3 separate regions of the Mus musculus genome follow, and regions 1 and 3 are each linked to region 2. A link is a contact called in ENCODE Hi-C or POLR2A ChIA-PET data. All regions are on one chromosome and are shown on one strand. Each heading gives the region's core, a stretch centred on a gene start or an enhancer-like site at or near the end of the contact. The rest is flanking DNA. Distances are from core to core; before and after follow the strand shown. Region 1 holds the start of Psph (phosphoserine phosphatase). Region 2 holds the start of Asl (argininosuccinate lyase). Region 3 holds the start of Chchd2 (coiled-coil-helix-coiled-coil-helix domain containing 2).

Region 1 (3,359 bases), core at 72-2,571, 240 kb after region 2:
GTGGTACAATATTTAGCTAAAGTAGAGATAACAATATTCTTTTATACAATTTTTTATTTTAGCCCAGACTACAAAGTAGACCCCCCCAAAACAAACAAAAAACCCAAGGATCCAAACACATGTGTCACATTTGACAGAGTTCCTCACCCACTAAAGCACTTCCTATATTTCTGCCTGAAAGACATGATGACCTGATGAAGAATTTTATTCACCTCAAATGGAGCAAGAGGTCAAAAAAAAAAATTTTTTTTTAAACCCAGCCCGGCAGCCTCTTACCATTTCATGAAGCAGCACATTGCCATCTTTAGTAAGTTTGATGTCTCCAGCACCAGATACAAGCCTGCCAAATGGGAAGGAATTGATGAGCAAGGATGTGACTTTTTCTAATTAAAACAAAACAAGTAAGAATTCCACAAAGCAGCCAAGGGGAGGTAATGTATATCCCCCATCCCCTCTTGAAGGCAAGTGAATCACAGGGAGTTCCAGACAAGCCGTAACTTATCAGTCAGACCCGATCTCAACTAAATACATAAAGAAAATTCCCACAAAAAAGAATGAGGTGTAAAGGGAACCAAAGGAGGCTATGAAATATACGACTCCAAAGCAACCGCAATTTGAGGAACGGATACGAGAGGCGAGAAAAGAGAGTGAATTAAGACTAATTAAAAAAAAATCCAAGCGCTATGTCTCAGTGAACTTTATTCATTTGCTAGCTAACGAGGTAACAAAAACAGATCCCCTGAAATTTGGACTTTACTCCTACATCCCAGTAAACTCGGGGCCCGGGGCTGGGTTCGGGAAGGTTGCACACGCCACTCTCTTCCTCTATAAGAAATAGGTGCAAATGCCAACCCCGAAAGGCGCGGATTCGGGGGGTTTGGATGGGATGCAGCCCAGACATGGGAGAAAGAAAACGCTAGCGCGAAGGCCTGGAGGCAGCGACTCGAGTTTGCGGCCATCGAGCCGCCAGGCCCGCCCTCCCGCCAGCCCGGGCTTACATCTTCATGGTGCCCTTAGGCCCCAAGTTGGTCCTCAGAACATCCTGCAGGCCCCGAGCCGCGCTGATGTTCACCGCCAGCGCTGCCTGGGCCCGGGCCACCTCGGCCTTCGGATTTAGGGTCTTTACCGCCGCCATGGCTGGCCTAGCTCCGGGAGAGGCCGAGAACAACGTGCTCTCTGCGGGGTCTTCTCGAAAAGTCTTACGCACCCGGCCCGCCCCCGGCGTGCCCACAGAGCACCTCCATTGGGTGGCGACCCTCCTGCCGCCCGCTGATTGGCTTAATCCAACGCTGGTCTCTCTAAGACCCGCCCACCACGCCCAGTTGCGACGTCATTGCGCATCTGAGAAACTGGTTCTCCCGTCATCGGCACTCTGGATCTTAAGGTTCCGTTGTGCTCGCCCCCCAGCGTCACGGTTCGGCGCTTTTAAGAGTTTGCAGCGTGGAGGCTGCGCGGCTCCGCGGTGCAGGAAAAGCCCTGCAGGTCGTGTGTGAGGGATGCTTCGGCCTCTGCACTCGACTGGGTGTGACAGGAAGCAGAGGCGTCGGCCTCTAGTTGCAGGGTGTCTCTAGCTACTGGACTCCGGGATGCTTCCCTCACACTCTCGCGAGATTTCCCAGGTTCATTTTTTTTTTTTCCTTGCCTGTTTTATCCGTAAATTGGGGAGCACAGAAAATGGAGCCTTCCCCTGTACCCTGGTCGTTTTAAGACCCCGGAGGTTGACGGGAGGACTACGCTAGGTAGAAAGTACTAGATGGCTTTAGGAGTGGTGCGATGGGCGTTGAGGAGACTCAGGATCAGTCTGTTCTTAGGGCCCAGGTCATTGAGGCAGCTTGAAAACTAAAATGGATTTTGTTTTAATTTTTTTAAAATAATGAAACAAATAGTAATCCTTGTTTCATTCTATGTCCCAGCTAGACCACGAACTGTCTAACACGGACTGGTATTCTAACTCGTAGCAGTCCTGCTTCAACTTCCAAAGTGGTATGAGCTACTAAGCCTGCTAAAAACTAACAACTAATGGCTGGACAGTGGTGCCCAGTCTTTGAAAGCATTCTTTTAAACATTTTTTTAAAAAGAAAATAATATTAAGCGTATAAGTGTTTTTCCTGTCTGTATGTTGAGCACTTAACATATAGATACGTACTGAATTTTTAAACATGTATATGAATATGAATCACTTCTCCACACAGATGACAACTCGTAATGCCATTGGACGTATTCCACTGAGCTATATATACTGAAGGCTTTGCCATTTTGATAGGAAAGAAAAATTCTTATTCTTCTACTATACAGAGCCAGGCATAGTCACAACACGGGAGGCAAGCAGATCTCTGTGAGTTCAAGGCCAGCCTGGTCTGCATAGCAAGTTCCAGGCCAGCCGTGGCTACATAGGAAGACCCTGTCTAAAGAAAACAGAACTATAGGGTATGTAGCTCAGAGGATGAGTGCCGGTTTAACCGGTACAAAGGTCCTGAATACAGGAAATTTAAAAAGGAAAGAGAAACAACCAGTCACATGGCTGACATTTAGTTATTCCCAAACCTCTGCTCTTCTGGCTGCAGTAAGTATGCTAGTGTAATGTTTTCAAGTGGAGTTGTAGGTTTGAAAACCACAAAAGCTGTGCAGATGATAACGAGGCATGAAGAAGACTCGTGTTTACTTAATATAAAAGTCCTTAAAACATTAGCCAAGAATATATTGGAGCTGCTTTTTGTTTGTTTGTGGTTTGTTTTGTTTTTGTGACAGGGTCTCACTATGCAGACAAGGCTAGCCTTGAACTCCTGATCCTCCTGCCTCTACCTACCTCTTGTTTGTTTGTTTGTTTATCTAATGTATATAGGTGTTCTGTCTGCATGTATATCTGCTTACCAGAAGAGGGCATCAGATCCTATAGGGCTGTAGTTGTGAGCTGCCATGTTAGATGTTGAGAGTTATATGCAGGGCCTCTAGAAGAGCAGCCAGTGCTCTTAACCCACGAGCCTCTGGCTCGATCTGCCTACCTCCTAAATGCAGGTAGTACAGGCACACACCACCACACCTAGCTTACACTTTTTGGTCGGGAGCTTAACTTCTGAACTATGTCCCAGTGACTCTGTCATTCTCAACAGAGAATATCACAGCATCACCACATCTGGCTAAACTGTTTTTGTTAGGTTTTTTTTTTTTTTTTTTTTTTTTTTGTCTTCTAGTTTTCTCTGTGTAGTCTTGTTTGTCCTGGAACTCACTCTGTAGACCAGACAGGCCTCAAATTCAGAGGTCAACCCGCCTCAGCCTTCTGAGTGCTAGGATTAAAGGTGATCGCCACCACATGGCTTGTTTTTTTGTTTTTTGTTTTTAAATAGTGGCATATTTCACTA
Region 2 (3,351 bases), core at 313-2,812:
GCTCCTCTGACTGCCACTGGTATCAGGCACATACATAATGCACATACATACACGCATCCTCCATGATTGGAGGTCTATCATGACACACCTGGTCTCCACAGTGGCCGCTGCCCACTCTTCCAGCCATGTTCTTGTGCTGATTCAAGGTAAGCCCAGACCTCCTGCTTTGAGAATGAACGTGATAGACTGAAGGAAGCCCTGAGTTTTAACCCTCAATTGCCCGTTAGAATCCCTTTCTAGACTCTCTAAAGAATACCAACTGGACTACATCCCAACTTTGGGGGGGAGGTTTGTCCTTTTTTTTTGTACATTTATGTATGTAGTATGCATGCATGTGTATGTATCATGCATATGCATAGAGTGTAGAGGACAATTTGGTGAAGTCATTCTCTCTTTCCACTATGTGGGTCCTGGGATCAAAATCAGATTGTAAGATTTGACAATAAGCACCTTTACCCATTGAGGCACCTCACTGGATCCATCTTTTCTTTAGGTAGGCATTTATTTGGGGGTGGGGGAGGGGAGGTGTGCACCACTTGCCACAGAACATGTGTAGAGGTTGGAGAACAACCCTTTGGGGTCCATTCTTGCCTTTCCCCTTATTGAGGCAGGGCCTCTCTTATATTTGTCACTGCTCCAAGTTCCAGACTAGCTGGCCCCCACATTCCTCTAGTCTTCTCGCCCGTCTTGAGTAGAAATACTGAGACCACAGATGAGTCCCACAGCCGACCTTCTATATGATTTCCAGGGATCGAACTCAGCTGGCCAACCTTTCAAGGCTAGCTCTTGTGCTGAGCCATCTCTCTAAGCCCTGGATTCAAAGTCTTGACATTCCTACCTCAGGCTCCCGACTGCTGCGATCGCAGGTATGTGCTAACAGTTATCACAGGTAACTTAGCATTTAGCAGATATCTTTCCACAGCCTGACTGCCAGCCTTTTTTTTTCTTTCTTTTTTTTTTTTTTTTTTTAATTCCATAACCCAGGCTACCTTGAGCTGGCTTATGCAGCTCAGGATGACCTAGAACTTCTGACCCTCCTCCATCAATCTCCCGAAAGCCAGGACTACTGGCGTATACCACCATGCTTCATTAGTAGTCTGTATTGGCCTGGAACCTGAAGCAAGCCTTTTGCCTCAGCCTCCAGAGTACTGGTATAACCGGCATACAAAACCATACCTGATTTAGCATGATTTACCTCTGCCCCCTACTTTAAGACAAGGTCTCACTCTTTAGTCCCTGTTGCCCACCCCCAAGCCCCCTACCCCTACCCCCCACTCCCCACCCCGGCCGGCCTCTGCCTCCCAAGTGCTGAAACGGTTTTGAAACAGGTTCATCTGCAACCCAGGCCTGGAACCTCCAGCAATCTTCCTGCCTCAGCCTCCCGGGTGCTGCAGGGATGACAAACCTGTCGTCTGTCTTCACCTCAGCAAAGGTTTTGTGTGCTTGAACCTCAGTACAACTAGTGCTGACTCCCTGGAAATCACCTCTTCCTGCTGCTAGTAGCTTAGCCAGAGGTGGTCCCGCCCATAAGCGTGATTGATGAGTCACACCCACCTCTCCCAATTGGCTCTACTCTTCCAGGAGGCGGGGACAAGACAGAGGGGCAGCGGACGCCATCCGGACCAGAAAAAGCCAGGAGAGACCAGAAGGTAACCTGGTCCCTGAGTGTCTTGATCCACTAGGTCCAGGGAACGTGGGACAGAGGGAACAAACAAGAAGGAACGCGAAGTCTGTGGTGCGCTTGCTGAGTGCTGCCCACGTCCTGCAAGCCGAGCAGGTGTCCCAACTCCGTCCCTGCCCCGTAGACCTCCCGAGCCGAGTTGGTCAGTGTGGTCTTGTCTTCCAGATTCGTAAGACAGAAGCTCCAGGAGGAGGAGGAACCGCCCAACATGGCATCAGAGGTGTGTAGGACTGAGGGGACCTTGCAAAGGAGCGGGGAGGAACCAGTCGGGTTTAACCGCGTATGGGGGCCATCTCCTGCCACACAGACCTGCAGTGATCCTGAAATTCCCGACCACACTTCCAAAGACTGGCTTCACGTAGACTCAGGGATGTCCGCGTCGTTATCTGCCCATCCAGCGCCACCTAGTGGCTTATGTAATGATCTCACTATTGGCCACTATGTCGGGCGGTTTTCCCCGTTTTTTTTTGTTTTTGTTGTTGTTGTTTTGTAGTTTTTTTTTTTTTTCTCGTTTGTTTTTTGAGACAGGGTTCCCATGTGTAATCCTGGAACTCGCTCTGTAGACCAGGCTGGCCTCGACCTCAGAGATCCACCTGCTTCTGCCTCCCAGAGCGCTGGGATTAAAGGTATGAGCCACTGAGCCCTGCGTTTTCCCTTTTTAAAGAATTATTTTAAAATGTATATTTGTATGGATGTTTTGCCTGCATGTATAGACGTCTGTGAACCCCGGGGCTGGCTACTCCCTATGTGGGATCTAAAGGAATGGAGTTACAGATGTTTGAGAGCCACCATGTGGGTGAAGACCAAACCTCCATGCTCTTACTGGCTGAGCCCGGCTCTCCAGCCCCTGTTTTTCTTTCTTTGAGACAGTGGCTAACTTTTAGCCCAGGCTAGACTGGAATTCACCTCTACTCAGACTGGCCTTAAGCGTCTGACAAGTCACCTGCATCCACCTGCTGAGTGTTCAGATTCCGGGTGTGACCTACCACATGAAAGCTTTCCACTTTTTTTTTTTTTTTTTTTTTTTTTTAGCATTGTTTGTTCGTACATAAGTATGTCCATGTGAGCTCTCATACATGTGGTGATCAGAGGACAAAATGTGGGAGTGGATTCTCTTTTCAACAGGCTTGGCAGCAAGGGCCTTTACCCAGTTAGCTACCTCATCTTCCTTACATACCGCTTTTCACCCCACATCCTCTTGTCAGGCCCCACCCAATAGGATAACTCTCTCCTCCTATTCGCTTGTTCCCATGTATAGGAAAACTTGAGTCCCTAAATTGTCCTTGAGGTCCATCATATAGAACCGGCCAGGAGGGAGGGACCTCTCTCCGTGGCCCCAGTGACTCCCTAGGGTGTCGCTGTCCTCTCCTCTGGGCCAGGAATCCCTGGCTTGTCTTCCTATTTAGTGAAAGGTGTGCAAGATATAGGTCTCCCGTGGGCTTGGTTGGTTTAGCTGGTAAATGGAATGATGACAGCTATTGGGCTTCACCTGTAAGGAATGGATCTCAGAGTCATAGCTCTGAACTCTTAGGGAATGGAGGCTGTAGGGAAGCAGATGCCTGCATGTGTGGTCCCTTCTGGTCTTCGTTAGCTGGCAACTCACCTCCTTCCTCGTAGCTCATCATTCCGATTAAAGATTTAACTCACTTGAGTTACGACGGCCTGATCTG
Region 3 (3,163 bases), core at 282-2,781, 140 kb after region 2:
GCATCCTGGAACAATGGGGCAAGTTCTCTATTTTTCACTCTCTCTCAAGATCTTTCATGGTTTTCCTCTGGACAGACAGGTGCACATCCTTGGGACAGGCTGATAACTCTTTGACTTCCATTGTCCTTGTCACAGATAGTTCCCCAGGGGTAACAGAGCTGAAAATGGTTTTCACGGACTGTCACCAGTGATCGCTTTCCCACTGCCACAGAACAACTATGATAAGATCTCCTTTCATACACAGTGCCTGACAAGGTGGCAGAGGAAAACTCTTCCCCCATTCCCCTGGGCATTTGGTGGGGAGGAGAGTCCCCTGTTTCTCCATCAGATGGCCTACTGCTACTCTGTAGGACTATATGACCTCATGGGCAATGTGTAGGAATGGTCTTCATCCACATTACGAGGACAAGAGTGTTTTCCAGGAAGCATCATGGATTGACACTGCAGATATCTCTGCCAATCAATGGGCTCAGGTCACCAACATCCTCTGTGGTGAGAGCTTATGGGACCACAAGCCTCTGTGGCCACAGTTGAGGAGACTTCTAGATTCAATGATTCTCAACTTTCCTAATGCTGCAACCCTTTTATACAGTTCTGGATACTGGAATGTGGGCATCTCTGCATTTGAGCAGTCTTACGTGGAAAAGAGCAGTAACTCAGTCCCTAAATCACAGTCTGAAACCCACAGGTTGAGGACAACAGCTTTAGAGGCCTGTTCTTTGATATGCAGATGATCTTACTGGCTAGTATTAAGTCAGGATGGTCTTCTTTTATTATGGAAATAGCGCTTAATTGAAGACGAGCCTTGGTAAATATGAGCAGAAAATTTCTCTGCAACAGAAACTTGAATTATGTACAGAATTTTCTTTCTCATAGTTTCTTTTTTTTTTAAGATTTATTTATTTATTATATGTAAGTACACTGTAGTTGTCTTCAGACACACCAGAAGAGGGTGTCAAATCTCGTTATGGGTGGTTGTGAGCCACTTTGTGGTTGCTGGGATTTGAACTCCGGATCTTTTGAAGAGCAGTCAGTGCTCTTCTCCGCTGAGCCATCTCATCAGCCCCTTTTTCATAGTTTCTAATAAGCTCGGCTAGTTCACTATCTTCCAGACATGTTGGGAGCAGAGCTCCTTTAGCGAAATTCTGCTTATGTAATTTAATATTTCCAAACACGTTTATTAGTAAATTCTTTATAACAGAAAAACAGAGTTTTTCCTGCGTGACCAGTACTAGGAGGCTGAGACGTGAGAACAGCGAGATCCAAGGCAACATCCGTTACCGGAGGCATTGTCCCAAAACAAAACAGAGAAGGGTTAAGTAAACAGCCCAAGAGCAGACCCCAGTAAGCCCCTAATCCAGTTTACTTGAGAGGCTAAGGCAGGAGACAGTGAAAATCAAGGTCAGTCAGGTTGTGGAGTAGGCCAGCCGGCCATCGGAAGCAAAAACCTAACCTCCACCATTGAATCGGAGGACAAAATTTGAGAGTGCAACCCCAGGAACTTCCGGTTAGCCTTAGCTCCTCCTCGCCAACTTCGTAACTTCCGGGCCTAGGACGCTGAGTCCAGGCTCTGCCCATTACTGATATCTCCTTTGTCCAATAACCTTTAGCGCCCGAGCTTTTCCTGATTTCTTATTGGTTGCCCGGTGAGGTACCGCCTCCACCCTTCCTCTCTCCTTGGTAGAAATTGCTGGACGCTTCTGTACGTTTCGCAGTTTGTCTTCGCTGATCGGTGAGACTTCGAGCAGTTAGGATGCCGCGTGGAAGCCGAAGCCGCACTTCCCGGGTGACTCCTCCGGCCAGGTGAGACCCTCGGGGCCGGGAACCGAGCGCGGGCCGCCAGGGCAAGGTTCTGTAGCCTGAGGGCTGCGAAGGCGACCGGTGAAGAGACGGAGCGAGCGGTCGGGAAGGGATCCGCTGGTGGGGCGGACTTCCTGAGAACAGGGACATGGTCGGTGCACTCGGGGAGAGGACTCTGAAACGTGACCTTTTCCCTAGACAGGCTGGGGGAAGGGCTGTCGAGGGCGTAGTATACAAGGAGGCGAGGAAAGAAAGATGCGTGGTAAACTCTTGGCCAGGGGTGGGGGTGGGGTGGTTTTTGTATTTTCTTTGTTCTACTCACTGCGTTTTTGAGTCTCAGGTTAGCCTTGAACTTTATGGCCTCGCTTGGCCTTCCTTGATTTTCCTGACTCCGCTTCCTTAGGGCTGGGATTGCCGGCTTTAAAGATTTTCTTTTCTTTTATTTATTTATTTTTTTAAGGAAAAAGAAACAAAGAAAATTGCGGGCTGTGTGTAGAGGGCCGAAAATTTAAAGCTATGTCTTTCCATCACTTGGGTCCAAGATGTCTACCATTTTGTGGTAAACGATCTATTGAGCTACCTTGCCGGCCGACCTAAAAAACAAATAGGAAATTGTTGACACCCCTCCCCCCAGTCCAGATTCTGAGGTCCCTCCTTGGGGTAATAAAATCGTAGAAAACTAAAATTGTGCTCATACTGGGAGTGAACCTCGGGAGTGCATGTTGTAGCGCATGCGTCATCTGTCATCAAGATAGTCCCTTGTGCCTCCTTCTCCCGGAAGGCAAGCGGGGGTTGCAACCAGTTCAAGGCTAGCAAGGCTACCCATAGAGAGATTCCTGTCCAGAACCCCCCCAAAAATATGAGTCAAAGTTGCAGCTCAGGCAGGTCACTTTCCCTAGATTTTTCTTTTTGGATTGGCGTGGTGGTTTGTTGTTTCCTTGAAAGGGGTTTTCACTATGGCCCTGGCTGGCCTTGAACTCCAAAGAGGCTGCCCGCCTCTGCCTCCCAAGGACTGGGATTAAAGGTATGGGCTACCAGACCTTGCCCACGGCACCCTAACCCGGCCCCCACTTTTTTTTTTTTTTTTAAGATTTTTTTTTTCTTAGTTTATTTTATGGGCTGGCGAGATGGCTCAGCAGGTAAGAGCACTGACTGTTCTTTGGAAGGTCCTGAGTTCAAGTCCTGGCAATCACATGGTGGCTCACAACCATCTGTAATGAGGTCAGATGCCCTCTTCTGGGGTGTCTGAAGACAGCTACAGTGTACTTATGTATAAAATAAATCTTTAAAAATTTTTATTTTATGTATATGAGGAGTACACAGGTGGTTGTGAGCCACCATGTGGTTGCTGGGAATTGAACTC

What was found. A loop is a pair of places that touch in the nucleus more often than their neighbours do. ChIA-PET counts read pairs that join two places held with the same protein, here RNA polymerase II (POLR2A).
Region 1: POLR2A ChIA-PET joins it to region 2 with 10 read pairs in Patski. The contact joins the promoter of Psph here to the promoter of Asl in region 2. A Hi-C loop is called at or near these places in 1 of 37 maps with a recorded cell type or tissue (T-helper 17 cell). POLR2A ChIA-PET finds 5 or more read pairs at or near these places in 3 of 5 experiments (Patski and embryonic stem cell).
Region 3: POLR2A ChIA-PET joins it to region 2 with 22 read pairs in Patski. The contact joins the promoter of Chchd2 here to the promoter of Asl in region 2. POLR2A ChIA-PET finds 5 or more read pairs at or near these places in 3 of 5 experiments (Patski and embryonic stem cell).

Annotation. Positions count from the first base shown.
Region 1 is chr5:129,785,215-129,788,573 of GRCm38, reverse strand. Psph (phosphoserine phosphatase) reads left to right here and starts at 1,321. Exons shown (of 8, transcript NM_133900.4): 1 at 1,321-1,619. It overlaps Cct6a (chaperonin containing Tcp1, subunit 6a (zeta)), which reads right to left and starts at 1,218. Exons shown (of 13, transcript NM_009838.2): 1 at 999-1,218; 2 at 277-340. The coding sequence starts at 1,135.
Region 2 is chr5:130,022,592-130,025,942 of GRCm38, reverse strand. Asl (argininosuccinate lyase) reads left to right here and starts at 1,562. Exons shown (of 17, transcript NM_133768.5): 1 at 1,562-1,649; 2 at 1,847-1,901. The coding sequence starts at 1,890. It overlaps Gm40334 (a long non-coding RNA gene), which reads left to right. Exons shown (of 3, transcript XR_868562.1): 2 at 1-146; 3 at 749-815.
Region 3 is chr5:129,885,838-129,889,000 of GRCm38, reverse strand. Chchd2 (coiled-coil-helix-coiled-coil-helix domain containing 2) reads left to right here and starts at 1,531. Exons shown (of 4, transcript NM_024166.6): 1 at 1,531-1,803. The coding sequence starts at 1,754.